Linked DNA regions of Homo sapiens: all the other regions are linked to region 2. Evidence: chromatin loops called from intact Hi-C (ENCODE). Cell type or tissue: endothelial cell of umbilical vein. All regions are shown on one strand. Links, peaks and the distances in the headings refer to the core of each region. The heading gives the core; the rest is flanking DNA.

Evidence for each region. Peaks named below come from ENCODE experiments on the same cell type or tissue, not always from the same donor. Only the 100,000 strongest peaks of a DNase experiment are listed, where the experiment ranks them.
Region 1: a loop joins it to region 2, with 6 times the contacts of the local background. A loop is called at or near these places in 3 of 110 quality-filtered maps.
Region 3: a loop joins it to region 2, with 5 times the contacts of the local background. A loop is called at or near these places in 2 of 110 quality-filtered maps.
Region 4: a loop joins it to region 2, with 7 times the contacts of the local background. A loop is called at or near these places in 4 of 110 quality-filtered maps.
Region 5: it touches region 2 in a loop (6-fold over the local background); 26 of 110 quality-filtered maps call a loop at or near these places.
Region 6: it touches region 2 in a loop (5-fold over the local background); 2 of 110 quality-filtered maps call a loop at or near these places.

Annotation. Positions count from the first base shown.
Region 1 is chr5:142,199,262-142,204,443 of GRCh38, reverse strand. No RefSeq gene overlaps it. Among named protein-coding and RNA genes, the nearest start is that of NDFIP1, 93 kb to the right of the region's middle. RefSeq lists an enhancer at 2,137-3,336. In endothelial cell of umbilical vein, for the core only: no CTCF peak of the experiment used is centred there; DNase peaks (open chromatin) are centred at 1,983 and 2,783; H3K27ac peaks cover 3,314 bases.
Region 2 is chr5:142,354,230-142,359,411 of GRCh38, reverse strand. All of the region lies in intron 3 of SPRY4-AS1 (SPRY4 antisense RNA 1), which reads right to left. Among named protein-coding and RNA genes, the nearest start is that of SPRY4-AS1, 32 kb to the right of the region's middle. RefSeq lists a silencer at 2,062-2,711 and enhancers at 2,749-3,550, 3,551-4,352. In endothelial cell of umbilical vein, for the core only: no CTCF peak of the experiment used is centred there; a DNase peak (open chromatin) is centred at 2,331; H3K4me3 peaks cover 1,152 bases; H3K27ac peaks cover 2,297 bases.
Region 3 is chr5:142,469,572-142,474,753 of GRCh38, reverse strand. No RefSeq gene overlaps it. Among named protein-coding and RNA genes, the nearest start is that of SPRY4-AS1, 150 kb to the right of the region's middle. RefSeq lists enhancers at 1-254, 2,156-2,450. In endothelial cell of umbilical vein, for the core only: no CTCF peak of the experiment used is centred there; a DNase peak (open chromatin) is centred at 2,263; H3K27ac peaks cover 1,571 bases.
Region 4 is chr5:142,294,831-142,300,012 of GRCh38, reverse strand. No RefSeq gene overlaps it. Among named protein-coding and RNA genes, the nearest start is that of SPRY4-IT1, 21 kb to the left of the region's middle. In endothelial cell of umbilical vein, for the core only: no CTCF peak of the experiment used is centred there; DNase peaks (open chromatin) are centred at 2,822 and 4,422; H3K27ac peaks cover 2,642 bases.
Region 5 is chr5:142,423,346-142,428,527 of GRCh38, reverse strand. All of the region lies in intron 3 of SPRY4-AS1 (SPRY4 antisense RNA 1), which reads right to left. Among named protein-coding and RNA genes, the nearest start is that of SPRY4-AS1, 100 kb to the right of the region's middle. In endothelial cell of umbilical vein, for the core only: no CTCF peak of the experiment used is centred there; DNase peaks (open chromatin) are centred at 1,747 and 2,017; H3K27ac peaks cover 2,522 bases.
Region 6 is chr5:142,190,580-142,195,761 of GRCh38, reverse strand. It overlaps LOC107986455 (a long non-coding RNA gene), which reads left to right and starts at 2,701. Exons shown (of 3, transcript XR_001742907.3): 1 at 2,701-2,837. In endothelial cell of umbilical vein, for the core only: no CTCF peak of the experiment used is centred there; no DNase peak of the experiment used is centred there; H3K27ac peaks cover 2,075 bases.

The sequences.
Region 1 (5,182 bases), core at 371-4,370, 150 kb after region 2:
TGGCACGTAGCATCACTATTGAGAAAGCAGAGGGACTTGCCTCCTCAACCCCTGCAGGAGGTCCTGGCATTCCAACTGGACATCATCACTTCTGCTGATTTCTGCCCAGGAGGGGTCACCACCCCTCCCCCAATGCCCAACTGGCTGCAGGCGGAGCCCTGGGGGTTCACCCACCTCTCAGGAGCAAAAGGCCAAAGCAATGTGGTAAAGCTTCGCTGTACTGTTAACAATTTGAAACGGAGAAGAAAGAAAACCACAAGAACAACCCTTTGACCATCTACACACACCTCACAGTGTCTTGAAATCTACTTCATTGCTCATTTTGAAAGAACTAAAAATGAGGGTCCTCGCAGAGAAGTAAAACACCCCTGACTTGAGAAGACACTAACACAGAGGGGATTTTCTTTTTGCTTTTTATGTTTGCCTTCAATTGCACTTGAATCCAGATAAACACAAAGTCCCGTTGACACCCTCTTCCCCAGTTCCAGTCCCTTTCTGGAGGTGACCATGGTCAGTGTTTATCTTTCCAAATCTGTCTCTATGTATGTACCTACCTATATGTGTACAGATAAAAATAATTTTTGCGGCAGCATAAAAACATATTCTCCATAATAGCCTGAAGCTTGCATTTCTTTTTTCTTTTTCTTTTTTTTTGAGACAGAGTCTCACTTTGTCACCCAGGCTGGAGTGCAGTGGCACGATCTTGGCTCACTGCAAGCTCCGTCTCCCAGATCCAAGAGATTCTCATGCCTCAGTCTCCCGAGTATCTGGGATAAGAGGCGCGCACCACCATGCCTGGCTAATTTTTGTATTTTTAGTAGAGACAGGGTTTCGCCATGTTGGCCAGGCTGGTCTTGAATTCCTGACCTCAGGTGATCCACCCGCCTTGGCCTCCCAAAGTGCTGGGATTACAGGCATGAGCCACCGCACCCAGCCCTGAAACTTGCATTTCTTACACATAAATATATCTTGGAAATCTTTCCATATTAGCAGTGTGGTGGCATTGGAATGCATCCATTTGGGAAGGCTGGATTCTGTCTTCCCTGTATATGGCCAGTTAGGGGGGACCAAGAGACGTTTAGGCTGAGATTTGGATATCCTGTATTGCTGCTCATTTGACGGCTGCAGCTGCTCCACCTGCCCTGTGTCCTCCTTCAGCAGCTCCATCTCCTGCGCCAGGTGTGTGTTTGGCTTTGTGATGAAGGAAGAGGTCAGCTGCTCCCGCAGGACACTTGTACCAACAAGTTGGAGGTGGAGAGAGACTCCTGTGGATCTTGTGGGCTCCTGCTGGTTCTCACTCTTCCCTACTTACATCCCTCTTCTCTTCCTGCCGTGTGGATGCCAAGCTCCAGTGTCAGATGAGAAGGTAACAGCCTTCCCAAGACAGTTTAGCCAGCTCCCCGATTGCTTAAAGTCAAATCCCCATCTCTCTCTCTCTCTGTCTCCCTCTCTCTCTTCCTCTCCGTCTCTCTCTCTCTTTCTCTCTCTCTCTCTCTCTCACACACACACACACACTGTACCTCCTAGTGGTTCTACTGCTCTAATTGAACTGTTGAGAATACATAATGATACTTCATTCTTTATTCTTTTTAACCACCATGAAAATGGCAATGTGATTTAGCCTCTCTCCTATATGAGACCTTTGGGAAGGTCCACTTTGTTCCTCTAACAAACCATGCTATAATAAGCACTCTTGTTCATATTTGTTTGTTTTTTAAACCATATCTATAATTAGTTCTCCAGAAAAATTAAGCTGATGATTCAAAAAGTTTGCATATCTTACATTTTAGGAAGTAGGTCCAAATTGTAGGAAGGCTGCCTGGAACCAATGTAGATAGGGAGCATTGATGCAGTGGTTTTAGTCTCTTCCCCCAACAAGGATAGAGAAACATTTGACAACAATCAATTAGTCAAGATAAGCACTTTCCTTGGGTTCAGCAGTATACTTGGCACTAACACGTACCCAACATAGGAATTCCCAGACTGTACAGTATGCTCAAAAAAGTCTAAGGGACACAGAGAGTGTAGTAGGTTGAATCATCAATCTCAATACTTCACTGCCCTGTTGCAGCAGTATCACACATCCATACCTTTGCCATGGTCATGGGAGGGCAAAGTGTGCCATTCACCCTTGAATTGGGGCTTGGCCTTGTGACTTGTGTTAAATGCTAATTACAGATTTCAGATGTGAAGTGAGCTGAAACTTGAAATATGATTGTGCAGTTGGGCTTGCCCTACTTTTTGGCCATGAATAGAATATGCCTCAGGTGGCCGGGCGCAGTGGCCCACTCCTGTAATCCCAGAACTTTGGGAGGCCGAGGCGGGTGGATCACCTGAGGTCAGGAGTTCGAGACCAGCCTGGCCAACATGGTGAAACCCTGTCTTTACAAAAATACAAAAATTAGCCAGGCATGGTGGCATGCGCCTGCAATCCCTGCACTCCAGCGTGGGTGACAGAGCAAGACTCCGTCTCAAAAACTGAAAAATAAAAAGAATATGCCTCAGGTATCTGCTGATCCAAGGGGGATGAAAGACATGTGGTACAGACCTCAACTCAGCCACAACCTGGAGCCAAGACCCACAGATGCTAGCAGAGAGCAGCGGAGCCCCAGCTGGCCTAGAGACAGATCAGAATCACACATTGCATTTAGTCATCATATCTCTTCAGTCTCCTTCAATGTGAAACAGTTCCTTAGCCTTCATGGCCTTGACACTTTTGAAGATCACAGGTCAGTTTCTCATGGAATGTCTTTCAACTTAGTCCTCATGACTCAATCCTGGTTATGCATCTTTGGCAAGAATATCAGAGAAGTGATGCTGTGTTCTTCCCACATCCTATTAGCGCATTTCCTGCCTTGCTTTCCATTTGTCCCATTGCTGATGACGTTCACTTTGATCACTTGATTAAGGTGATGTCTGCCAGACTTCTTCACTGAAAAGTTACCCTTTTCCCCCTTGAAATTAATAGATGCTTTCTGGAGAGACTATCTGAAACTATGTAAATATTTATTTATTTATATTAGTGTGGAGTCATGGTTTCCTAAATCAGTCAATGGGTTATAACCATTACTACCATAATTTATTTTGGTGTTTAAATTGTCCCAGCTTTGCTTAATAGAAGCCCCTTCAAGTTGGCTTCTGTGTTGACATATCCTCATCATTTTTTTTTAGCACTTTTTTGCTTTCTGACACAACAGGATCTTCTAGGCTTTTCTTACACTTTCTATGCCTTAATATGGGAATCAGTCATTTCTGCAAGGAGCCCTAGTTCCTGCTATTGGAAAATGGTATTTAGAAGATCTGGGTGCTGGATGTGTTCATTGCTAGTGAGGTGTGTCACTCTTCCCAGGCCCTCAGAGCTAGTGAACATTGCTATCTCGTTTTATTTATTCATCCATCTACCTATGTGTTGAAAGCCATGAGTTCTGATATAGATCTCAATTCCAACACGACATTACAGGGTTCACTTAGGTTCTGTTCCTCTCCGTGATTGTAACTCCCTTCTCTGACTCTGAGAAATCTGGCTCCCATTATTCCTAATATATGTACTTTTTGATGACTTTCCCTGCTGTCACCCATCTGCCATCATCATCCTTTGCCCTGGACACGCTTCTCACCTTCTGACTCTCTGTGCCCAGCTGCCCTCTTGCGTGGACACCCTCTTCATCTCTCTAACACCCATATGGGGATGTTCCTCTATCTGCATGGACTCTGATCCTTCATGCCAGGCCTTTCCTCTGTGTAGACAACTTCTTCCCTCTCTATAGACTATGATACCCGCCGCCAGGCCTCTCCTCCCCATGCACACTCTCCTCTCCCACCCAGGTTCTGTCTTCCCACACGAGGGCATGCCCTTTCACCACGTGGATACGTCCCTCACCTTTCAAAGGCTCTGACATCCTCCTCCTCAGATGCCTTCTCCTCCCTGTCTACTCCCCATGCCAGGCAGTCTTTCTACATAGACACCCTCCTTACCCCACTCAGGCTCCGACACCCCATTCTGGACTACAGCAGTCTCTCCCAGGTGTACTAGGTGCCTGCCTTGCTTTGTCCTAATGGTTTTTAGAACAATCTGGTCAGAATGGGATGGGAAAGCACAGGAAAGGAAGTAAAAAAGAGGGGAGAGAGCCAGGCTGCTAAGTGAAGAACAGACTGTAGGGAGGCAGGAGGAGAAGGAAGACCAGGTGAGAGGCTATCACAGCAGTCCCATTGAGATGATGGTGACTCAGGTGGTGAGAAGTGGTCAATATTCCAGGTATATTCTAAAAGTAAAGTCAGTAAGAAATACTGATAAAAACACTTGGGAATTCAACCCAAGGACCATTTTTTTGTTGTTGTTTTGCTTAGTTTGCTTAGTCATGGCTCAAGTGGGTTGCAAATAGAAACCCACTCTAGGCCGGGCACGTTGGCTTACGCCTGCAATCCCAGCACTTTGGGAGGCCGAGGCGGGTGGATCACTTGAGCTCAGGAGTTCGAGACCAGCCTGGCCAACATGGTGAAACCCCATCTCTACTAAAAATACAAAAATTAGCCAGGTGCAGTGGTGCATGCTTGTAATCCCATCTACTCGGAAGGCTGAGGCAGGAGAATTGCTTGAACACAGGAGGCGGAGGTTGCAGTGAGCCGAGATCACGCCACTGCACTCCAGCCTGGGTGACAGAGTGAGACTCCATCTCAAAAAAAAAAAAAAAAAATGAAAAAAAAGAAACCCACTCTAACTTAAACAAAGAGGATAAGAGGATGAATTTGTAAGGATTCAGGTGTAGCTCTCAAGCTCTCAGAACCCAAAGGCAGGAGGAGCAGCTGGGTCTCACAAAGAGTAAGAACCAGTACCCAGAGAGGCGCCCGGTGCCGGGGCAGGCGTCCTTCCTCTATCTGACTCCGGCCACATGGTCGCTCGTCAGTGCTGCTGCCGCACACCTGCTCTATTCTTCTCCCTGGCAGACCTCTTTCCTCTGTTCCCCATGCACACAGCAGAAAATGGTGATGATGACCCACAGCTCCTGTCTTACCTATTCCTGTTCAAAAGACCAATGGGAACCAAAGAGTCTGATTCCTAGTTCCAAGTTCTCAGGAAAGAGGTTCTGAGTGGTCCAGCGTGGGTCAGTCGCCCATCTCCTATGGCCTCCTAATAAATATGTCAATATGTTGTGATACCCCATGTAGTGACCTCAAATTCAGC
Region 2 (5,182 bases), core at 824-4,823:
CAGAACTTGTGTTGACCACTGTATTTCCAACGCCTGTAACAGTAGTGCCTGGCATGTAATGGATGTTTAATAAATATTATTAACGGGACCAGTAAATAGAAGCTATTTTTTCTATAATGGTTGGAAGGGCCCTCATAGACCACCTAGACCAAAGTTCTTCACAGGCCAGGAAACTCAGACCAGGTGGCATCAGATGACCTGCCCTATGGTTCCAGCTTCCCCAGAACTGAGTGGCGGGGACTAGGGACCCTGACTTCAGTGGCTTTGCTCTGCCTCAAGTCAGCCCATTCAGTGCCCACAACAACTTAGCAGGTTGGTGCCCTGTGCTCCTCATCTGAGGAATGGAAACAAGGAGATGGTTCACCCTCCCAAGTGTCAGGATGTGGATGTCCCAGTGACTGGCATTCTATAAAAGCAAAAAGGACAGGTGGAGACACAGAAGTCCGCTCTGGAAATCCATCAACAAATGTCCTCAGAGTTGAGGAACTGCAGACAGCTGCAGCACAAAGGAGCCAAAGGCCACTGTCTTTCTCTCTCAAAATCCACCCGCACCAAGGACCCTCTTGGCTTTCTAAATGATTGAAGGCAAGCAACTGTGGTCTCATTTCTGGGGTGCCTGGATGACCTCTTGCACAGACACAGGGGATTCTGTGGAGAAAAATGCCAACCCCTGCTCCATCATTTCTAGGTGCACGACCTCTCTGGGTACCAACTTTTCGTGGCTTAGGATCAAATGAGAAAACACGTGCACAGCACCTGGCACAGTGCATGGCACATAGCAGGCACACGAAAACATTAGCTGTTAGGAACCGCACGTTTAATATTCAAAGTCAACCCTCCATACATCTCACCAGCTCTTACCATTGCCCCCTAGAGCTGAGAAATCTGAATAGAAGGGCTTGCATTGGACTGGGGCTATTCAGCCTTAGAAATCCAACTCCAGGTAATCGTTTAAAGGAGCCCATTTTCCTATTCAAGTAGAGTGAAAAGAACTCCACCTCAGTCCCCAAGCCACTCAGGACCTCTCATAAGGCTGGCAAAGGGAAGATTCCAGTCTGAGAGCACTGGCCACCTAACTCTATTCCCAGAAAGTGGAGTCCGGCCCAGAGCTCCCTGGAAGTTGAGGTAACAAGACCCAACAAAAATATCCTGTATTCTCTTCACCACCTGTCTCCGCAAGCGAGTAATAAGACAAAGTATTAAAGAGAGACATCACCAGTAATCAGAATGTGGTAACTAAATGAGTCTTTTGTCTTCCACTTACAATGTGCAAGCTGGTCCGGTTCCTCAGCCTCTCTGAACCTGCTTCCTCAACTGTTTAAAGAGAAAAGCAACCTCTACCTCCTGGGGCTGGTCAAAGGATGAAATGAGAGAATTCTGTTCAGCGGTGTCTAGGACATTAGCTGCTGCTTTTAGTTCAAGAAGCCCAGTGCAGCCTATGCCGGAATAAGCATTACTTGCTCCAAAAGAACACTCTGTACAGCAAAGGCAGCCCTTTCCTAGACCACAGACCACACCACTCCAACATGGGCCACAGGTTGGGAGCAAACACTTACTCCACCAGAGGCTTCCTGAAATCTTACAAGCAAATGGAGTGAAAGTAGAAACTGAGACCCAAACAGCTTCTGAAAAGTGGATGCCCGGCTGGAAGTGGTGAGGGACGTTCCCCCACGAAAAAACTTGGACTTGGCAATCATTGCTTTGGACTTCGCAATGTAAATTGCCACTTTTGATGACTTGGGGATTCTAGAATGTTCCGGTCGCTCACTGATTCACAAATATAAGGTCTGGGGTGACCTAAACCTGCATGGTGTGTTCCAAGAGCCCCCAAAGCGTTCCAAGAGCTGGTGACTTTCGGCTCACGTAACTAACCTGGGCCTCAGTTTCCCTCCAGACCCTAACGAAGGAGATAACGGTTGTTGCCTCTACAGGGAAGCTGCGAGGCTAAACGGGGATGGCGCGCTAAGGCGCTCCCTAGACACAGCACGGAGCTCCCCGCGCGCGGTTCCCATTCGCTCCCGGAGAGAAGGGCGGCGCGCGGGCTCACACAAAAGCCCAGGACCTTCCTCCGCTGCAACTGTAGAAAAAGCAACTGGAACGCGAGCTGGGGCAGCGGCCGGGCCGGGGGCTCCTCCCGCAGGCGCCCAGGAGCCGCTCGGCCCGTGGCCCGGCCGGGGAGCAGGCGCCCCGCGGGAGCGCTGAGGCCCCGCTGTGCCGAACCGGGCGGGGGCGGAGGAGGCGGAAGCGGGGGCGGCCGGAGCGCGGTGGGGATGTTTAAAGGAAATTTACAATCATTTCCTCTCTGTGGTTTGGTGACAAATCAACAACATCCTGTTCTTTTGTGAGGCTCCGGGCGCCTGCGAGGCGGAGGCAGCGCTCCGGCTCTTAAAGGGACACACACAGGGCCCCTCTCCCAACGGTTCCCTGCGGCTCCCCCCCAAAAAAATACAGCTTCCTCAAGGCGTCACCTCCGGGGGCGCGCGGCCGGAATGCGGGGGCTGTGGCCGGAGCCGCCGCCAGGCCACGACCTGGATCGCGTCCCTCACCACCCCCCACCCCGCCCGACGGGAGGAGACGGCCGCGGCGGCGGCGCACCAATCTGAAGGACGTCCCGGCCCGGGGCCATGTCCCGCCGAGGGGGTGGGCAGGGGGCGGAGGGGCGTCCTCCCGAGGGTTCCCGTCCCTCCCCCCAACCCCAGGGCAGCTCCGCCGGGCTTCGGACCTCCGGGTAGTTATCCCCCTCCCCCAATCCCCTGGCCTCGAGTTTTGCAGTCCCAAAACTCTGGATTTATGGTTAAAATGTCGACGTACGCACAGGAGGTTTATAAAATGCCAAAGCAGAGACTTCCCGAGCTGTAGAAGTAATGAGAATCAGATGGTCGGGACCAGGAAAAAAAAAAAAAAAAAAAAAAACTACTCAACTGGCCTCCTGGGATTTCGTTCATTCAGTCATTTAATGAGTATGTTTTACTAAGTGCTGGTCACTACTCTAAGCCCCCGCACCGCAGGAACAACACAGATACGGTTCCTGCCCACAGGGGGCTTAGATTCTCAAAAATGAATGAACAGGATTATTTCACATCTACAAGTGCTATGAGTTTTTTAATGGGTCACATTCTAGAACAGCGGCTTTCTGTAGGGACACCTCTCTGAGGGGTCTGACCTGAGGCATCCAAGGATGAAAAGGCAAGGGTGCTAGGAAGAACTGGGTTGGAAAGGTCCAAACATTATTATCAGGAAAGAGCTCAGAAGTCTCATCCCAAAGACCGAGTGAAGGGCAGCCCCAGGGCTGCATTTTCCCCTTGAATACAAGCCTTGATAAGGGGCTTGGGTCCTTCTGCTCTTGCTATATCGCCTGAGCCTTTCCTTTCATCTCTCGGCCTCACAGCTTCCTATAAGGAAAATGAGACACTGAACTAGATACAGTACTTCTCAACCTAGGTGCAAATGAGAATTCCCAGGGAGGCTTTCAAAAACACTGACACCCCTGACCCCACCTCAGACAAAGGGAATGAGGATCTTTGGTAATGGGGCCTAGGCACTGGCATTTCTGTAAGACTTCAAAAGTGAGTTTAGTGTACAACCAGGGTTAAGAGCCACTGACTTAGGGCCGGGCGCGGTGGCTCACGCCTGTAATCCCAGCACTTTGGGAGGCCGAGGCGGGCGGATCAGTTGAGGTCAGGAGTTTGAGACCAGCCTGACCAACATGGAGAAACCCCGTCTCTACTAAAAATACAAAATTAGCCGGGCGTGGTGGCGTGCACCTGTAATCCCAGCTGCTCAGGAGGCTGAGGCTGGAGAATCACTTGAACCCGGCAGGTGGAGGTTGCGGTGAGCTGAGATGGCGCCATTGCGTTGCAGCCTGGGCAACAAGAGCAAAACTCTGTTTCAAAAAAAAAAAAAAAAGAGCCACTGACCTAGATGATATTTAAAGTTTGGGTTTAAAATGCAGTAAGGTGGCTGGGCGCAGTGGCTCACGCCTGTTAATCCCAGCACTTTGGGAGGCCGAGGCAGGCAGATCATGAGGTCAGGAGATGGAGACCATCTCCTGGCCAACATGGCGAAACTCCGTCTCTACTAAAATACAAAAAATTAGCCGGGCGTGGTGGCACCGCCTGTAGTCCCAGCTACTTGGGAGGCTGAGGCAGTGGAATCCCTTGAACCCAGGAGGCAGAGGTTGCAGTGAGCCGAGATCGCGCCACTGCACTCCAGCCTGGTGACAGAGCAAGACTCCATCTCAAAATAAAATAAAATAAAATAAAATAAAGTGCAGTAAGAAGGCCAGGCGCGCTGGCTCACACCTGTAATCCTAGCACTTTGGGAGGCCAAGATGGGCAGATCACCTGAGGTCAGGAGTTTGAAACCAGCCTGGCCAACCAGCCTGGCCAACATGGTGAAACCCTGTATCTACTAAAAATACAAAAAAAAGTTTAGCCAGGCATGGTGGCAGGCGCCTGTAATCTCACCTACTTGGGAGGCTGAGGCAGGAGAATTGTTTGAACCTGGGAGGCGGAGGTTGCAGTGAGCCGAGATCGTGCCCCTGCACTCCAGCCTGGGCGACAGAGGGAGACTCTGTCTCAAAAAAATAAATAAAAATAAAGTGCAGGAAGAGCTATTTCAATTCAGGGCATAATCATCCACGTTCATTGAGTGCTTAGCAGCTGCTATATAATACCCTAAGTAAGCTACATATGTATTTTATCTAATTTAAGTTACAAAGAAAAACCTTACCAACTTAGATATTATTATTATTCCTATTTACAGATGAGGAAACTGGGTACAGGGATGACACAAAATATGGTCAAGGGCACACAGGTATTAAGTGGTCTTGTCTGTATCCTGTAAGCTGAAATGCCATTCCAGTGGCAAGGAACAAATTTCTACCTAATGGGGTTGTTAATAAGGCAGAGTAGCTACCCAGAGAAGAGCATGGGGTGCTATAAGCCCAGGTTGCTCATACATCTTGGACAGAGGCAGCGGACTGGCCTAGATGCCCAGAGTTCAGGTCTTAAAAGAGAGATTGTAACTCAAAGAAAACAGACTTTTATGTTTCTTGGTGCTAATCCTCTCGGTCGTTTTCAGAGATGATTCCCATAAATTGTTAAAGGTATGCCTTGGCCAGACAGAGGAAACATTTGGCAAGGTGAGGAGGAAAAGGAACTCCCTGTGTACCCCAGTAATA
Region 3 (5,182 bases), core at 476-4,475, 120 kb before region 2:
GGAGTGGCACCTGCTACACAGAATTGAAGAGTTAAGGTTTGTACTAATGTAACTGCCTCTGGGCAGAGATCATCATCATGCTATGACGTGTAAGGACAGCTATGCAGTTGGGGAGCCACAGAAGGCTTCAGGGAGGGGGTGAAATGTGAGCAGGGTTCTCAGGCTGTTAAGAGTTTTCAGAGATGGAGATAGCAAATAGGGAGGTTGGAGAAAAATGCATTTCAGAAATGAGAAATCCTTAGTCAAGGATGCAGGGGCAGGAAAGCTTTGCATACATAAAGCAATAGCTCCTCTGACTTATCTACAGCTCAGGGTATATGCAGGTGAGAGCTCACAATCAGTCACTTAGTGGAGAGCCTTAAGTGACAGACCAAGGAGCCTGGCTACTATGTGGTAGATAATAGGGAATTACTAAAGGTAACTGAGCAGTGGACTGAGACGATCAACGCTGCCTTAAGAATACAGAGCTGTCTGGGCCGGGCGCGGTGGCTCACGCCTGTAATCCCAACACTTTGGGAGACCGAGGTAGGCGGATCATGAGGTCAGGAGATCGAGACCATCCTGGCTAACACGGTGAAACCCAGTCTCTACTAAAAATACAAAAAATTAGCTGGATGTGGCCTGGCGGGGTGGCTCACACCTCTAATCCCAGCACTTTGGGAGGCCGAGACGGGTAGAACACCAGGTCAGGAGGTGGAGACCATCATGGCTAACATGGTGAAACCCCGTCTCTACTAAAAATACCAAAAAATTAGCCAGGCGTGGTGGTGGGCACCTACAGTCCCAGCTACTCGGGAAGCTGAGGCGGGAGAATGGCGTGAACCTGGGAGGCGGGACTTGCAGTGAGCCAAGATCATGCCATTGCACTCCAGCCTGGGAGGCGGAGCTTGCAGTGAGCCAAGATCATGCCACTGCACTCCAGCCTGGGCAACAGAGCGAGACTCCATCTCAAAAAAAAAAAAAAAAACTAGCTGGGCATGGTGGCGGGCACCTGTAGTCCTAGCTACTTGGGAGGCTGAGGCAGGAGAATTGCCTGAACCCAAGAGGCAGAGGTTGCAGTGAGCTGAGATCGCACCACTGCACTCCAGCCTGGGAGACAGAGTGAGACTCTGCCATCTCAAAAAAAAAAAAAAAAGAATACAGAGCTGTCAAGAGTTGGAGGAAAGAGAATGAAGGAGAGGGTGACAGCCCAGGCACTAAGATGTAAGGGACTGGAAGTGCAATTGGAGCTATAGGAATGGACAGAGAGAGGCTGATGGAGACAGGGTTGGGCATCCTTGGCAAGAACTGATGTCAGGGAACAGGGAGGAAGGAGTTAATGATGGATGCTTCTAAGGTTACAAGGATGAGGAGGTGGGGAAAGGCAAGGTTTAGGCCTGAAGTAGAATATGTCAGTTGGAAATATGGATCTGGATTTCAGAAAGAGAGAGAGTAATATCAATAGTTGACCTTTGTTGTTAGAACTAGAAGAATTTTTTTTTCAGAGACAGGGTCTTGCTATGTTGCCCAGTCTGGCCTCAAACTCCTGGGTTCAAGCAATCCTTCTGCTCCAGAGTTACAAGTCACTGGGCTATAGGCACACACCAGAGTTGGAAGGGATTTTAAAGATCCCCTAGACTACTGCTTCTCAAACTTTAAAAGTGTGCATATGAATGTCACTTCAATAAAAAATGTAATAAATTCCCCCCAAAAAAGTATGTCCATCATTGGGGATCTTCTAAAAATGCAGATTCTCATTCAGGAGGTATGGGATGGGGTCTGAGATACTGCATTTCTAACAATTCTCAGGCATGCTGAGGCTGCGGTCCAGAGACCACACTTTAAAGAGTAAAGGACCAGACCAGTATTTCCCCAAGTATAACGTGGATGTGTCTGAGAGCACATATGAGGATTTTAGGTGATTCATAGACATTCTATTTAAAGATCTATTCGCTATTTGCTTATAATAGTGATGTGAAGTTTTCTTTAAATGCATTTAAGTATTAAAAAGTTAATTTGAAGAAATATTAAATAACAATGGAGGAGGCAGGCAATGGTGGCAGAAATTGGGCAGGTGGCCTGCAATTAGTAAAGTCTGGGGCATGCTTGTAGGAAGCTTCTGGGGGTACTTGTAGGAAGAGGGGAAAAATTTTACCCTACTCAGGGTAAAATCCAGTTTAGAGTAAGTAGTGGTGATGCAAGAGGAAAAAATGCTGCTTGATGGAACAAGGTGACTAACAGAGAAGGTGACTGAGCATTTCCGGAGCCTATGAGCATTTCCGGAGCTGTGAGCCCAGCACTGTATTGTAGTGTCATTTACTCTTCATGACTCTATAGATATGTATGTTACCATGATCCTAATGAGGACACTGTGGCTCAGAGAGGTCACCCTAGGTCGCACACCCTGAGCATATGTAAGTATCACAGCCAAGACTTGAATCCAAGTCTGTGTGACTCCAGAGCTGCACGCTTAACTTTTCTCTCAATTACCCTATTCAGCAGGCTGGAGACTTGTACAAAATTCTCTTTTCAATGCTGCTGCTGCTATTTTTCTACTAAGGCAGCTCGGTGTAGCTTTTTTTTTGTTTTTTGTTTTGTTTTGTTTTGTTTTGTTTTTTAAGACAGAATCTTGCTCTATCACCCAGGCTGGAATGCAGTGGCACGATCTCAGCTCATTGCAACCTCCGCCTCCCAGGTTCAAGCGATTCTTGTGCCTCAGCCTCCCGAGTAGCTGGGATTACAGACATGCACCACCACGCCCAGCTGATTTTTGTATTTTTAGTAGAGATGAGGTTTTGCCATGTTGGCCAGGCTGGTTTTGAACTCCTGGCCTCAGGAGATCCACCTGCCTCAATCTCCCAAAGTGCTGGGATTACAGGTGTGAGGTACTGTGTCAGCAAGAATTGTGTGAATGTCACAATTCAGCAAGAATGTCAGCAAGAATTGTGTGAATGTCACAAGAATTGTGTGAATGTGTCAGCAAGAATTGTGTGAACGTCAGCAAGAATTGTGTGAATTCAAATTCATTGAATTCTGTTTTGTAAATCAGGTATTATCATTCTCATTTTCTTTCTTTTTTCTTTTTTTTGAAATGGAGTCTCGCTCTGTCACCCAGGCTGGAGTGCAGTGGCGCGATCTCAGCTCACTGCAAGCTCTGCCTCCTGGGTTCACGCCATTCTCCTGCCTCAGCCTCCCAAGTAGCTGAGACTACAGGCGCCCGCCACCACGCCCGGCTAATTTTTTTCTATTTTTAGTAGAGACGGGGTCTCACTGTGTTAGCCAGGATGGTCTCAATCTCCGGACCTCATGATCTGCCCTCCTTGGCCTCCCAAAGTGCTGGGATTACAGGCGTGAGCCACCGTGCCCGGCCTATCATTCCCATTTTCAAGATGACAAACTGAGGCTTACCAGAGTTACACAATCAGGATTCAACACTTGGGTCTCTCTGACTCCAGGTTCAAGGCTTTTCCAACAAGCCCACCCCAACCCCGCTCCTCTTTGTGTGTTACCGTTGCTAATAATCAGACTTTCCTCCCCAGGCTGGAGTGACTTCCTACCATTTGCCAAACACATGCCCCCCACCTTGCTCTCTGCCCTGGTGGACAGATGACACCGTTTAAACCAATTCAGAGTTTAACCTATAATCTTGGTGTCAGTTGGTGGCTAATAGCTGCCTTGTAAGTTTAATAGGTGCACCAGATCTCCGGCAGGTGCAGACAAACCACAAAGAAACCCACTCTGAATCTCTGCATGCTGGAACTGTCCCTAGATTACAAACCAAACTGCATGTAGCGGTGCCATCAGGCAAGTCTCTTAAGTTTTGTCAGGAATGCTACAAAGACTTTTTAAAAAACCAACCTTTGTTTCAGATGTTACTAAAAGGAAAGGTACTGTAAATAACTCTCACATGGGGCTGATCAATTGCCCTTCTAAACCAAGATCTATTCATACAGCATTGTAACCAAAACCTGAAATACTGTTATTTTGCAAGGAGAGGGCATTCTAGAAGCAAGGATTTAAGTGTCAGACAAATAAGATTTACTCCAGATTCTAGTCAAAATCCCCTTTAATTTATGTTAAACATAGTATTTTAAGCATCACTAATTTTCCCTTCAAACAGGACTTCCATCTAGAAGCCAGGCCTTCTGACTTCCCTTTCCCGTCAATTCCCACAGTTCCCCTCCCTTTCCAGGCTTCCAGGCTACTTTACACAAATGCTTTCATCTCCATCAGTGGCTTTCCTGTTCAATGCATCATGACATTAGCATGGTTTTTCCCATCATTTTCCATCTGGACCCCACTCACCTAACAAAGTTTGCTCATCACTCATAGGCACACAGAGTCTGCAGGAGTGAGAGTAACAGGGCATCATGAAGGGACTGGCCAGGACACAGAAAACCCAAATCCTACCACAAATCAGCCACCCTTCCCCATGAGGCCCCAAGGGAAAGGGGTGCAAGGAGGACAGAGCAAGGCAAAGTAACACCTTATTATTGGCTGGTTGGCCTCTGGCTCTGAGTAGAACCCCAGCAACACTGGCTGGCTTGCGAGCTCCCTCACTGGAGCTAGCGAGGCTTGAGTGCCCCAAGGGGTTTTCTTGAATGCCCACCCCCAGACCCAAATCTGTGCCTCCACCCAGAGCCAGCCACCACAACACACCAGCAAGAAGAACAAGCAAGACAAATGGGGCGACGGACCCAATGCCTAGAACGGAGTAAACCTAGGCCACTCTCCCAGTCCTCTCCAGCCAGAGGAGGGTAAGGGTGGACCCTGGAGAGAATGAATGGGAATGAATGAACAGACAGACAACATGACAAGTGGGCAAAAAAAGAACTGTCAGGCCTTCTTCAATGGGGCAGGCCTCAGTCCAAGTTATTTCTCAGCCTCCTGGGAAGGAGGGCAGACAGAGCAAAAATAGGCCCCATCTCTTACTCTCAGAAGCAGAGAGTGAGGAGACAGCAGGAGAGAGGTCCCTGGAGGGAACAGGAGTCCAGTGCTTAGGGGTCTGGCCACACAAAAGCAGAGTGAGAAAGGCCCCACAAGTCTGCGCATCCAAGGCCGTGGAGCCGAATGCTCCATCCACCTCCCCCAGCCTCCTCAACACAGGCGCACATTCTCACCTGCACCTGTGGGCTGTGGCAACACTTCCTCAATTCCACACCTAGAAGTGGCCAGCTGGGAAGTTAAGGTGCTGAGACGGACC
Region 4 (5,182 bases), core at 650-4,649, 59 kb after region 2:
AGTTCCTTCTCATTGGTTTTAGGAATAAAGTCAGACTTCTTACTGAAGCCTGTAAGACCCTACCTAATCTAGCCCTGGCTACCTCCATCCTCTCCCACCCTTATCTTGTGCCCCTTCCCACACCTCCTATAACTCTCTCAAGAAGCTAAGCAGCCCTTTCCTGCTTCTGAGCCCTTCCTGCTTCAGAAGCTCTTGCTGCTGCCAGGAATACTCCATAGTCCTCCACTCCCTTACCCACGGCTCACTCCTTCTTACCCTCAGGAAGGTAAGAAGGCCTTCCTGGGCTGCCCTGATATTCTCTTTGCTGTCCTTATTTCCTTTGCTGTCTTTTCCTTTGCTGTCCTTATTTCAATTTGCAATTATATCACACATGTGCTCATTACTTTATTTGCTATCTGTCTTTTCCCCTTCAAAGGCAGTTTTATTTTTATTTGCTTATTTTTTATTTATTTATTTATTTTTGAGATGGTGTCTTGCTCTGTCACCCAGGCTGGCATCTGCTCACTGCAACCTCTGCCTCCTGGGTTCAAGCGATTCTCCTGCCTCAGCCTCCTGAGTAGCTAGGATTACAGGCGCCCACCACCACGCCCAGCTAATTTTTGTATTTTTAGTAGAGACGGGGTTTCACCATTGTGGCCAGGCTGGCTTAGAACTCCTGACCTCAAATGATCCGCCCACCTCGGCCTCCCAAAATTCTGGGATTACAGGCGTGAACCACTGAATCAAAGGCAGTTTTATTCACTGCTCTATCTGCAGGTTCTAGACACTACCTAGTTATCCATATTGGTTATCACTATATTGACTATCAGTACTTTTTTCTTTTCTTTTAATGAATGAACCCCTCCCCCACTGATAGACATTTACATTGCTTCCACATTTTTTTGATCACAGCCACTGTGGCAGACACCTTGGTTGATAGCTATCCTTCATTTTTTATTGCTGCCCCACGTTTGTTCTGGAGTTCACCCCCTTCCCATGTGACTCAGGGAAGAATAACCCTATTCACGTCTCCAGCTGTAAAACCCAGAGGAGTCTTATCAAATGTGACTGTACCAGGTGTTGGCATGTGATGCAGTGCAGGCCGATGGGAGGTGAGGGGAAATCTAGGGGGACTTCTGGGAAGTTTCTTTGTTTTATTTTGTTTTTTTTTGAGATGGAGTTTTGCACTTGTTGCCCCAGGCTGGAGTGCAATGGGGCGATCTCGGCTCACCGCAACCTCTGCCTCCTGGGTTTAAGCAATTCTCCTGCCTCAGCCTCCCAAGTAGCTGGGATTACAGATGCACACGATCACGCCCGACTAATTTTGTATTTTTAGTAGAGATGGGGTTTCTCCATGTTAGTCAGGCTGGTCTCAAACTTTCGACCTCAGGTGATCCACCCACCTCAGCTTCCCAAAGTGCTGGTATTACAGGCATGAGCCGCCACGCTGGGTGAGCTGGTTTATGACTGGCAGCCAAAGGCTTCCTAACTTACAGAGCTAGTACATTTTTCTATTTCTTTACAAGGCTGGTGTTTAGAATTATCATAGGGTTGGGAAGGTCATAACTCATTGAATTGTATATATTAAATATGCACAGCTTTTTATATGTCAATCATACCTCAATAAAGTTATTGGGAAAAAATTCACCTTGACTATAAGTACAATAAGTCACTATTTTTTGTTGTTGTTTTTTAGAGACAGGGTCTCACTCTGTCACCAGGTTGGGGTGCAGTGGCACAATCATAGCTCACTGCAGCCTCAAACTCCTGAGCTCAAACAGTCCTCTCACCTCAGCCTCCGGAGTAGCTAGGAATACAGGTGTGTGACACCACACCCGGCTAATTTTTTTTTTTTTTTTTTGAGATGGAGTCTTGCTCTGTTGCCCAGGCTGGAGTGCAGTGGTGCAGTCTTGGCTCACTGCAACCTCCACCTCCTGGGTTCAATCGATTCTCCTGCCTCAGCCTCCCAAGTAGCTGTGATTACAGGTACCTGCCACCACACCTGGCTAATTTTTTTTTTTTTTTTGAGATGGAGTCTTGCTCTGTTGCCCAGGCTGGAGTGCAATGGCGTGATCTTGGCTCACCAGAACCTCTGCCTCCCAGGTTCAAGCGATTCACCTGTCTCAGCCTCCCGAGTAGCTGGGACTACAGGCGTGAGCCACCATGCTTGGCCCTAATTTTTTTTTAATTGATTTTTTACATTGCTATGTTGCCCAGGCTAATAAGTCACCATTAAAAACCCTTCCTGAGATTTTCCTTGGAACTAATGTCACAAAGACATGTTTTAAATGGCTCAATGACTATTTTGTAGACAACCATATTCAGCTCTATATGGTCATCTGCAGCATTCAGAGGGTTTGGCTACTAGACTGCCCATAGGTAGTGGCTATTCCCCTCGCCAACCCCTGACACAGGTAGAAGAAATGGAAGAGGAGTTCTAGGGTTTTTCAAAGTGTGTTCTATTAGTTCTTTTAACAACCCCCTTTTTCTCAAAGGCAAGGGGGAGGGCACAGAGCTTCAACTTCTAAAATCTTCCAAAGTGGATCACATGGAATGTTGTCTCTAAAATCAAAATCATATTTTCCTTGTAACTCCAGGAAGGAGGGGGAAGTCAGATCTTAAACAGGTCTCAAATTAGAAACAGTCCCCCCTCCCTCCATGTTATACAGCCCAAGTCTTTCTCTTGTGGACTTTCAGACTGGAGCCCTGCCAAAAATGTAAGCAAGAATTTGGCCCATTGTTACTTTAAATATCCTGTGTCGCAGGCCATCTAGGAATGTCTAAGTATGGGAATTTTCCTTTTGAGGTCTGGGATGTAGATATAAATAAACCATTTGTTGGATTCTGTCTCCATCCTGCCTCTCCTAGCTTCAGTGGCCATGAATAAGGCAGCCTTGTAAATAACGGTTACCAGCCCACTCCGTGGGGGAGGCCGGAAGCGGAATCCATTAGGATCATTTCCCTTTACTCTTTAACAATAACTTATCCAGGCCAGGCGAGCTGGGGAGTAGCTATTTCCAAGGCTGCCCCACACGTCTCTTGAAAATGCAGTCTGGGAGATCATGGTTTAACCTGATTCATCCTGGCCCTTCTGCCTCCATGTTAAAGTTTGAAGAGCTCATATTTCTGGTAGACTGAATAAGAAGAAAGCTTTATTTCCATCTGCCTTACCACCTCTTCCCCAAAAAGGATCTGCTGAAGTTAGCAGATGACACAGATGACCTGGTGGAGGCAGTTTATAGCTGTCTCTCACCTTCTAGCTCTGACTTCCCCAAGTTTCTCTGACCTTGGGATAAGAAAAAACCCAACAACCTGCAAGCACTGCTTTGACACTAAAGGAGCCTCCCCACGTCTCAGTTTCCCCATCTGGAAAATGGGGGTAATAATGACCTCTCTCACACGGACTCTTGTCAGAGGTCAGTGAGAGTCTGTGTATAGCATTTACCATGAGGTAAGAACTCAATAAAGGAAAGAAAACATAGAGCTGAGGGAGAAGGAGGAGAAGAGGGAGACAGAAATAGAGAAACGGAGGGCAGACGGGGAGAACCACAGTGATATGTGGGGTGGGGACAAATTGAGAGCACAGATCTAGAGAGACACAGGAAGGCAGAGGCTGAGATGATATGAGAAGCTCTCGAGGGGAAAAGGAGGGACAAAAGTGGCTTTCTCTCTTGCATAGAGTTGATAAAGCTCCCCAGAGTCCCCACTGCCTGCTGATAAAGGGTCAGGGAAGCTCCACAGCTGAAAAAGGAAAAATTATAACTCAGATCCTCTTATAGTTAGCAGAGATCCAAACAAGAGCAGAGGTAGTGCCTGCTAACTGGCCTTCCCCGAGGGCCTTACAGCTGGTCAACCAGGTCAAGGTCAACCAGGTCAACTAACCTTGACTGAGGGCCCAGTATGTACCAGGCACAGGCCTGGGCTCAGGCTATGTAAGGAGCAAGACCATCATGGAGGGTGCATACATTCTAGAGTGAAGGAGGCAGACAAGAAGCAGGTACGTAAGAAATAGATGGTCAGGATAATTTTAAAGAGTAAAAAATGCTGCAGGGAAATTAAGTCCGGTAACAAGGTAGCAAATGATGCAGGTAGTGGTCAGGGAAGGCCTCTCTTAGAAGGTGATGTTTGAGCTGAAACCTGGTTTGAAATTTGGGGGTCTGAGCCTCCACTGTGGTTTTACCTAGCAGGCTTCCCGGACTTAGTCCTTACATGCACATGCACACCGTAAAAAAGAGACCAAAGAAAAATCTGCAAGAATTGCTCAAATAACACAAGACGGGGATGAACTGGATCTACAGGTCTAGAGTTATTCAGAACTAAAGACGCCTGTCACACGGCTTAAGCAAGAGCAGGAAGGGGCTGCCAGGCCTCTGGGAAGACCTCCCTGGGGAGGGAGCAGGCAGACAAATGGCCCGGATAGAGATCCCCCGCTACGTGATGTTTTCCTTCCTAAAGATAGCGCCCAGCTCACTGAATCACCCGGGCTTCCTCTAACAGCGGAGAAACTTCACACTTCCCAGCCCTGCAGGCCCCCAACCCACCTCTGCCTTTGCCAGGGACTACAGGACCGTGATCTACATACAAAGAAAAGCCCAGGGATGGGGGTTTCAAGGGGAGCCAGGGGAAGAGTTCCAGGCAGGAAGCCTCTCCTTGACCCAGGAATACAAACCGGGTTGGAACTGCTGCCTTCAGGTCAAAGCTGCCAAAACAAAGTTAAAGGTGTAAAAACAAAGTGAGAAGGTCACACAGCTATGGGCCTCTCTCTCTGGAACCCAGGGGTGGGGGTGAGGCGTGTGTGTGAGAAAGACTTGACTAAAAAGCACTTTTCAACCATTTTAACCGCAGATGTCCCTCCACTGCGATGAAAGAGCGTGAGAAGGGTGGGTGCCCAGCATTCGGCGGCTGCTTTCATTCATTCCGTAAACGCGTATTTTTACGCGTTTTAACCGAGCCGAAGTCTCGGTTTCTCTCCCAGCCTGCTTTTCCTACAGCTTTCCTCATCTAAGATTCAATTTACCTGGTAGCTCAGGCCAAAAATCTTGGGCTCATTCTTGGCTTCTTTCTTTATTTCCTACCGTACATCTGATCCAGCAGCAAAATCGTATTGAAAATTTTTTTTTTTTTTTTTTTTTTGAGACAGAGTCTCGCTCTGTTGCCCAGGCTGGAGTACGGTGGCACGATCTCGGCTCACGGCACGCTCCAC
Region 5 (5,182 bases), core at 379-4,378, 70 kb before region 2:
GACAGTAATTGCAACTCAAATTGGTGAGAAAGTCACTTAACAGCCAGAAAACGCAGGAGTGATTCCCAGCTCCTCTCCTTCACCAGCCTGGAGCTCCGTAGGTTATTTATCCTCTTGGAGCCATAGTTCCATTTGCTATGAATGGTGGTTAATACCTTTTAATATAGATAAGTGAGCATATTGTAAGGAACATATTATATATCATGCAAACATTTGTTATAACTTTGGGCTCCAAGTACCATAAAACTGTGATAGGATTCAGGAAACCACTCCCTTGAATGGATCAACAGCAGGAACTGAGAGAGTGACAGAATGGGCTTGCCAAGAGATTACAGACCTGACTGAAGAGACAGCACATGAACATCTGCCGACAGTTCATCACAGACTCAGTCAAGGATATAAAACTTGGTGGGGCCAGGTGGGTACGCAGAATAGGGGCAGATGCTGTGGATCTTTTTCTTGTCTGCCATGGGCGGGCCCTGGCATTCAAAAGTTGAGTAGTTGATATGGTGACATTCTTCCCCCAAGGGTCCTATTGGATTAAGACTGCTAAAGTTTTGTACCTAACAGCCTGCCCCCACCCCCCGCCATATATGTGCATACCTGCTGACCGTCTGCAGGGAATGTTCAGTAGACCTACCAGCTCCCCACCTGTCAGCTCCTTCACATCCTTTGTGTCTGAGTTCAGATGGGCCTCCCCATTCTGCTTCTCTACTACAGCATCCTCACCATTCCCTCCATAGCGGGTTCCCAGTGGATGGCCACATGTTCCTGTTTTACATCTTGGCGGTCTCTTCCCATGGACCATAAACCGCAAAAGGGCAGGGCCTTGTTTGTTGTGTTTACCCAGTGCGTGGCCATGAACTGCTCAACAAATGTTTATCGACTGAACATACAGATGGATGGATGAATGAGTGAACAAATGAACTGATCAAAGGAAGGACTAAAGAGAGGGAAGAATTGCTTCTCAACACTGGGAGATATACATTCAGTAAAAGTAGCAGTATTCTGGTGGAAAAATTTGAGGCTAAACTTCAGGATTATGAATCCATGGTTTTATTAATACCTGTTTGGAGAAAATGACAGAGAACTCTTAACCAATTCATCTGTCCTGGTGGTTTGTGCAACTTAAACATTGCCTTCTTAAGTCTTTGGAGGGGACCATGGAGCTGACCAGTCTCCCAAGATGACCTTGTGTGGCCCCAGGCAAGGCTGGACAGGCAAGCGTCTCTACCGCCACTTGAAACCTTTAACCCAACTCCAACGGGGCTGGAAGGGCCTAGAATCTTGAGAGTAGCTCCCCTGGGAATGAGCTCACAGAATTACTATTCCCCTCGACTGCAAGAGCCAAACCGCTGAGTATGCACCATCCAAACTCAAGGCTGTAGCTCACTGGGCAAAAGGGAGGTCATGGTGCAGAATGCTGGATGCCGCAGCCCCTGGAGAGGGGATAAAAAAAATCAACCCCAAACACAGCTAAGCTTTGAGGGACGTGATGGGTACACCTGAGGCTTTGCTGCCCAGCCTTAAGAAAATGTTTATGAAGAAAACCAGAGGGGAAAGAAAGAGGGGGGAGGTCGATGATTAAAAATACAACTAGAGCCACAGGAGAGGAAATGTCTCCGCTATGACTCCCAGCAGGTCACTATTGTGGATGAGAAGTAATACCACTTGAAAAGCGCCAAACAGGAAGGAATGGCGTGAGGGGGGAAATGAGAGCTCGGACTAGGCCAAAAAAAATTTTTTTGTTTAAAAACAAATGTCCTTTCGAGCAAAACTGTTCTATAGGGAGATACCTCATCACAAGTTTCTCTCTCTGTTTTAGAGCATTTTCTTCCCTGGTGTGCGTTCTTTTTGACTTTGGCAGGGAGGAGCAGGCCCTCTCTGCTTCTCTCCCCCTTTCTTTTTCCTGTTTTCTCTTTGGCCACCTCACAGGCTTCCTACACCTTCTGGATTCCAAGAGCATCCTGAGGATATTTACTCGCAGGAAGCTAGGCAAGGAGGGAATTGACACAGTCATTAGGTGACATGAGCCTGCTGACAAGCTGCCAGCTCAGCCTACTGGATATATAACTGAAAAGCCAGCGTTTCACTCAAACTAGGTCACCTCCAAGCGCTGTGGATGTCAGCGGGGAGTTCACCACAGACCGAGAACTGAGGAGCCAAGAGGTTAGTGGTTTCCCCTGGGGACAAGCGGAGGTCACACAAGGGGAAGACAAAGACAAACAGGGGAATTTGTGAGAATGGACAAAGCGGAAGACTGGGAGTGAGGCATCCATAGGCAAGTGGATTTCTAAAAGCAAGCCGTAGAGATCTGGCCGTTGAGGTCTGAGCAGGCCACGGAAGCATATCCTGTGCCACTTATGTGGCATTTGGCACTCTGTTTTCATGCACTCACTTCTATTTGCTTGCTAAGTATTCTCTCCGTTGAACTACAAAAGTTCCTCCAAATAAAGTGTCAATTCCTTGTGTCTATTAATATTTTGTCGTGTCTTCAATTTCACCAAATACTGAGCCAGACCCAAAGCTGACATTTAATAAATGCCTGATGATTGTGCGATTGTGAAAAAAAAAAAAAAAACAGAGTGAATCTGATGAACACATGGACTACAGAGTGAGTCAAACTTGAGTTTGACAGTTGGCTCCATTTGTTGTTAGCTGTATCCCTTTGAGTAACCTCTCTAAGCTCTGCATGCGTCAGGCTCCTCATTTATAAAGTAAGGATGTCGTATTGCCCATCTCATCTGGTTCTTGTGAGGATTTGGAGAGGAAGTATGTATTATGGGCCTGGCACAAAGTAAAAATTCAATAACTGTGGACTATTATTAAATTTCAGTTACTATGACCACTGTGGTTGATGATAGGCCACTCCCTGGCTTTGGGTTTTCCTGAGAGCCTCCAGGCCTGTCTGGGTTTTGCTCTTAACAGAACACCTGAAAAGTACCCAGCCAGGGTGCCTAAATCTGCCAACCTGGCAGACTTAGGATGAGAGCAGCAACAGGTGCATCGTGTCCAACTGAAGACAGACTCCCTTCTGAATCGGTGATAGGCTGGCAAGATACACCAGTTTTCAGCAAGGCACTTTATGTCATCTGTCACTTCACCCTTGTGGTTAATGACAGAGGAAATCAGATGATAACACAACTAAATGGAATGTTAACGGGTGGAATATCCACATGAGCACTGCTCAGACTGTGCTCTCTACAACATTTATATACAGGTTATCATGGCAGGGAAGGGGAGAGCCTCATGGTCAGTTACGTTTGGAAAATTACATCTAACAACTTCTTCTCAGAGTTTGTGATATGCTCATAAGCATCATGAGCCTTCCAGAAGGGATTACGGTAGACAGCACTATCTAAACATATTTGATTACAGGGCTCTGGTTGGTTTGGGGTTGTTTTGTATAAATTTAAGAGGTACGAGTGCAATGTTGTTACATGGATATATTGTGTAGTGGTTAAGTCTGAGCTTTAGTGTATCCATCACCCAAATAATGGATGTCGTACCCATTAAGTAATTTCTCACTATCCACCCTTTTCTCCTTCCTCACCCTTCTGAGTCTCCAGTGTTGCTCACAGGGCTCTGTTATTGAGTATCCTTCAGGCTGGTATTCTTCAGAATATGCTTTGAACCAGGTGTCGTGGCCAGTGCCTGTAGTCCCAGTTACTCAGGCTGAAGCAGGAGGATCAAGGCCAGCCTGGTCAATATAGCAAGACCATGTCTCAATCAATCAATCAATAGCCTGCCAAAGGTGACCTCAAGAGAGGATATTGAAAAAAAAAAAAAGGAATATGCTTTGAGAAATGCTCATCCATGTTCAAAGGAGATGTGACACCAACCCTGGCAGGAGTAACTGAGGGGCATGTCGTTGGCTCTGTCTTTGACCCTGTCTGGTTCAACATCATTAATTTGCTGGCATGCTGATCAGATTTGAAGATGACCCTAAACTAGGCAGGGAGTCTGAGAGGGGAGATGGTATAATCAGGACAATGGACTAACAAGATACTTTATAGAAATAAATAACAGGAACAGATCCCGCATACATAGTCCAGAAACCACACAAACCATCCAGGATGGTGGAAGATAGTACATGTGAAAAAGACTCATGTAGTACATGTGAAAAAGACTCAATGTAGTACATGTGAAAAAGACTCAGGACTCTGGTGACTGTGGAGAGAGAGAGAACAAAAAGCTGGCAGCCAGGCGCGGTGGCTCACACCTATAATCCCAGCATTTTGGGGGCCAAGGTGGGCAGATCGCTTGAGCTCAGGAGATCTAGACCACCCCGGGCAATGTAATGAGACTTTAACTCTTAAAAAAAAAAAAAATCAAGAACATTAGCCAAGCATGGTAGCATGTACCCGTAGTCCCAGCTACTCGGGAGGCTGAAGCAGGAGGATCACTTGAGCCTGGGAGATGGAGACTGCAGTGAGCCAAGATTTTGCTACTGCACTCCAGCCTGGGTGATTGGGTGATGGAGTGAGACCCTGTCTCAAAAAGAAAGAAGGAAAAAGAAAGCTGGATCTTTGATAAAGGAATCTGAGCCTTTGGATTAAGTCTCACCTGAAGACACTGCTACCCTGCTGCCCCCAGCCCTGTAAATACACCAACGAATTCTGTTTAAATTTTTTTTTTAATCTGCAACATAAACATTCCAAACTGACAGCACTATTAAGTGTACCAAGGTTTCCAAAGCAGATATTACACTTTTAGGAAGAACTGAAAGAAGCCTCGGGTCAAATGAAAGACAGACAGCTTACCCTTCCTGCTGGTCAGGTGGCTTTTTAGCTTGTACATGATTCTGGGTACCAAAATTAGAGGGATACAGACATACTAGGAAAAACTATCAGGATTACGAGGATCCCTGAAACCATGTTCCATGGAGACTTATGTAAAAATAAATAAATAAAAGAGACTCAGGGCCAGGCGCGATGGCTCACGCCTGTAATCCCAGCACTTTGGGAAGCCGAGGTGGCGGGTGGATCATGAGGTAAGGAGTTTGAGACCAGCCTGGCCAATATAATGAAACCCCATCTCTACTAAAAATACAAAAAATTAGCTGGGCATGGTGGTGGGCACCTATAATCCCAGCTACTTGGGAGGCTGAGGCAGGAGAATTGCTTGAACCCAGGAGGCGGAGGTTGCAGTGAGCCGAGATCGTGCCACTGCATTCCAGCCC
Region 6 (5,182 bases), core at 672-4,671, 160 kb after region 2:
CTGGCCCATTGCCCCTTCTTAAAAATCATCAGGTTTTTTACCCTGGAAGTAGTGCTGTAAGGAACACACTTAAGGGAATGTTCCTCTTGACTGATTTGTCCTGGTCGTGCTGGATTTGGGGTCACCACATGAGGCATCATAAAATATTGACATATTTAATTCCATCCATGAACCAGGAACATTTTGCTCCTGAGAAATGTCTGTCTGATAGAAAAAAAAGAATCTGCATCTCAAAAAAGATAAATACATAAATATTTTAAAATATGAAATGATTTAAAAATTTTTAAATCAACATAAGCTTACCTATCTAAGGAGAACATTGAACTTGACAGCCAAAGGACATCTAGCCAGCATGTAGTAAATCTGTAGAAGAAAAAAATCCGGCGGGGCACAGTGGCTCGCACCTGTAATCCCAGCACTTCGGGAGTCTGAGGCGGGAGGATTGCTCAAGCCCAGGAGCTTGAGACCAGCCTGGGTAACATGGCAAGACCCCATCTCTACAAAATCAAAAACTTAGCTGCACGTGGTGGCATGTACCTGTGGTCCTGAGGTGGGGGGACCGCTTGAGCCCCAGGAGGTTGAGGCTGCCGCTCCCTGTGTTCATGCCACTGCACTCCAGCCTGTGTGATAGAGCAAGACTCTGTCTCAAAAAATAATAATAATAAAAATAATTTAGAATTGAAAGAATTATCTCTCTCTCTTTTTTTTTTTCTTTTGAGATGAAGTCTCACTCTGTCACCCAGACCAGAGTGCAGTGCCACCACCTCGGCTCACTGCAACTTCCGCCTCCCAGGTTCAAGCAATTCTCCTGCCTCAGCCTCCTGAGTAGCTGGGACTACAGGTACCCACCACCACACCCGGCAAATTTTTCTATTTTCAATAGAGACGGGATTTCATCGTGTTGGCCAAGATGGTCTTGAACTCCCGACCTCAGATGATCCACCCACCTCAGCCTCCCAAAGTGCTGGGATTACAGGGGTGAGCCACCACACCTGGCCTGAATTATCTCTAATTCATCAATGTCTACCATGAGCTTCTTTGTTAGCCCAGTTCATTTTGATTTATTCAATAACTTAAGCTCTTTAAGCTTCAGTTTCCCTGTCCACCCTACAGGCATGTCATCCAGAGAGGCTCAGAATGGCATGTGTGTGTATGTATACAAGCCACCCAGTGGGTAGCAGTGGGGTGGGGGCTTCCACCAGGTATAGCCTTAAATAAAGAAGCTGCACTTTCTATGCATACTGAGAGTGGTGGGAACAAAAGTTACAGCTCTACTATAAATAAACGGAGGTGTTTCTTTTTGTTAAATAATGATGCTACCTCTCTACGGAACACAATGAGCGAATCCAGAGAGGGCTCAGTCTGTCTACCTGTCTCCTGGGAATAAAGGATTTCTCCTATAAATCACTAATTGCTCACTTTAAGAGAGTATTTTATTTATTTATTTGAGACAAGGTCTGGCTCTATCACCACTGAAGTGCAGTGGTGTGATCTTGGCTCACTGCAACCTCTGCCTCCTGGGCTCAAATGATCCTCCCACGTCAGCCTCCTGAGTAGCTGGGACTATAGGCATGCATCACCACACCCAGCTAACTTTTTACACTTTTTGTAAAGACAGGATTTTGCCATGTTGCCCAGGCTGGTCTCGAACTCATGAGCTCAAGTTAATCTGCCTGCCTCGGCCTCTCAAAGTGCTGGGATTACAGGAGTGAGCCACTGTGCCTGGCGAATAGTTTAAATTCTGAACAAACTGCCAAAGGACAGGTTGGTGGCTTCACTGTGCCAGTGGCTGTGGTTTTGCCTAGGGCCTAATGCATGGGCACTGGAATCAGAAGGCCCGGGGTGCAAATGCTGCTGCCACCATGCCCCAACTTTGTGACCTGGAGCTGCTAACTTCCTCTCCCTGAGGCCAAGTGCACACCTGTAAAATGAGGACAACACTCAGCCCTACCTCACAGAGCCCTTGGGAGGTAGCAAGTAAGGCTGAAGAAGTACTAAGTACAGGGTTTTGTACCTATGCACAGTAATTATTTTTCCTCATCAGCAAGTGAGGGCCAGTTGCGGTAGCTCCTGACTGTAATCCCAGCATTTTGAGAGGCTGAGGCCAAAGGGTTGCTTGAGGCCAGAAGTTCAAGACCAGCCTGGGCAACATAGGGAGACCTTGTCATTATAAAATAAATAAAAAGAAAGTTTTTTTGAAAAGTGAGGATTATTACTATTACTATTTCCATATCTCTCTGCTGCATTGTAAGACATGTGACTATCGAGTGATTGATTTTCTTTTTAAACAGCAGAACTCTTATGTCTGTAAAAGTGAATGCCATTCATTCATGGTCATCTCCAACGGGACTGAGCTGGACATAAGGAGCACTGAATTACAACAGCGCCTGTGCCCCGTCCCCCTGGGACTGCACTAAGCGAGGCTAGGAAGGACACTGTGCACTTTCTCTCGCTTTATCTTCAGGGTCCAGCACAAGGCCCAAGAACACAGTAGGGACTACATTCATGCTTTCCCAGTGGCACCTTGCCCTTGTTGGCAATGTTTTCTGGCCTTCAGATTCTGAGCCATCAGCTCTGGCATAACCTCAGTGGTGACAAGCCTTCAACTTTATTTCTGGAAACCGTAGGCCATTTGGAGCTCAGACGGCAAATAAGGTGAGGAGGAGTTTGTCCAATGATGGTGAGTGAGACCATTTTTGGTCAAAAGTGCAAGGAAGCAGTTCAGCGTGCAGGCCCTGTGAATGGGGGTGCCCCGCGGGGCAGAGAATACGCGAGTGCAAGTAAACGTCTGGAAACAGCGTGCACGCCTTGGTGGTCAGCAGGTCAGCTGGCTGGAGGTGAGGACTGATTTGTCTCTTTAAGTCTGTGGCCTTAACTCTGGGCCTTAACTCTGGGGCTTCCAAGTCACAGTGGTGGAAAATTCTGATTGTTTCATTTTAAAGGACAAAATAATAATTTGTCCTTAGATGATGTGTATGTGGTGCGATTTTCTATTAAAAAGAAGGAGTATATATGGACTATCTCAGGAAGGATATGATGGAAACCGGTAACAGGGCCTGCCTCTGGGGTGGCAGTGGGGGAGGGGGCTGGGGACAAAGGTTCCGGGGGCCATGTATTTTTCTCATACCGCATTGTGTACCTTTTAGATTTTATACTATTTGCATGCTATTGCCTATTAAACAATTATGAGCAACAGAGCAGGAAAAGCAGGAGGAAGCAGCAGCATTCCTTTCCTGTATAATAAATATTTAACCTAAGTTTTCTCTCTAAAAAAAAAAAAAGTAAACCATAAAAGGATTAACAGGAAGCGAATGACCCCATTGGGCCTGTTAGCACATCCCAGGGTTGCTCTCCCAGCCTGACAAAAAAGAAGTACGTTTCGCTTCCCCAAACTATGTAGGCTTGTGGTTGAAGACAATAAATACCCTTACCCTAGACCCCCATGGATAATTTGCAATAATCAACTTTACAAATAATAATCCTGTAAATTACATTTTGAAAGAAAGGGCTCAATCCATCAGCTCCTACACTCCTCCCTTTGTTGCCAGTTCACTGCTCAGACACCTCCCCTTAAGGGCGAGAGGGACAAAGAAGGGTTAGAATCCAGCTTTTTCATCACCTCCTCCATGAAGGCTGAGCTCTAAGACCACAACCCGTGACTGAAGCGAGGGTTTTGGATCATTTGTAATTGTTCTTGGACGACCCACGATTTTTTGTTTGCTAACACTAGTCCTGGGAGGAAATGAATTAGCTTTAACTGAGGACAGGTAGGAGGCCCAAATTCCTTCCACTGTAGATTTTACATTCTAAATGAATGACTGTGTGACAGGCTCTGGGGAGGAACCAGGGACAGTCACTTTTGTCTCTGACATGCCCAGTATCCTTTCCTCTGCCTTCAGGAACAGCTCCCAGGGTTGGTTTGGGATCCACCCTGCCACCCTCAAGGTGAGGCTCCAAAACACAGCCATGGGGAGGAACACACGTCCTAGCCTAAGCCAATCACTGTTCCAGATTCCCTGGGCCACGGGGCTTAGATCAGGAAAGGAAAAATGGCCCCAGGGGAGCCAATGGGCCACAGAGGCCTTTCCTGGGAATGCAGAGCCAGAGACGGGCACTCTCTCTGGCTAGACTTCGATCCTGAGGCTGAGGGGCTGCTGGTGCCACCCCATCTTGTCTTCACAAGGAGTCTACGGCGAGAAGAGAGGGAAGAGAGAGTCCAGGGTTGATGTGTGTCCTCTTTGGGCCCTGAATCCCTTCCATTCTCATCCCCACCCCCAGGCATCCTTGTATATGATCCAATAAATTGCTTCTTTTTTCTTTTTTTCTTTTCTCTTTTGTTTTTTTTTGAGACAGAGTCTCACACTGTTGCCCAGGCTGGAGTGCAGTGGTGCAGTCTCGGCCTACTGCAACCTCTGCCTCCCGGGATCAATCCATTCTCCTGCCTCAGCCTCCCGAGTAGCTGGGATTACAGGCGCCCACCACCATGTCTGGCTAATTTTTTCTATTTTTAGTAGAGACAGGGTTTTCACTATGTTGGCAAGGCAGGTCTCGAACTCCTGACCTTGTGATCCACCCACCTCAGCCTCCCAAAGTGCTGGGATTACAGGCGTGAGCCACTGCGCCCAGCCAAACTGCTTCGTTATTAAGCCAGAGTGGGCATGGGCTTTTCTGGGTCTTATAACCAAAATGGTCCTGTGTGACATACTAGTGTGCAAACTCTCGGAGACTGAAGCTTGAATCAAAAGCTGGAAAAGCAGTGGGACCCACTTTGACCAGTGAGCATCTTTGAATTAAACCCTGGACTATTCCATCAAAGTTACCATGGCCTATATTCTGTTACCTTTCTTCTCTTGGGAACGTGGGAATAGCAGAGGGAAAAAGCCTGAAATGTACGTTAATAGTAGGCCATTTAACGGAGGTTTACCCGCCATCTTACTACTGGTAGCCCACTCCCTCCCACTAAAAGGGCATTTTTTGCCCAGCCCCAGGGCTTAGAGTTCAGAGCTGCCTCACAATTTCACTGAAGAGCAGGACATTCTCTTACTGGGAATCACAGAGTCCTCTGAAAGCACAGGCCCTTATAAGTAAGGAATGAGCCTGAAGATAACACAGGGTTAATAATCTGCTTGTCAACACTTTGAAACTCTCTCTCAAAGTCAGTTCGCAGGCAGCAGAGCTAGCT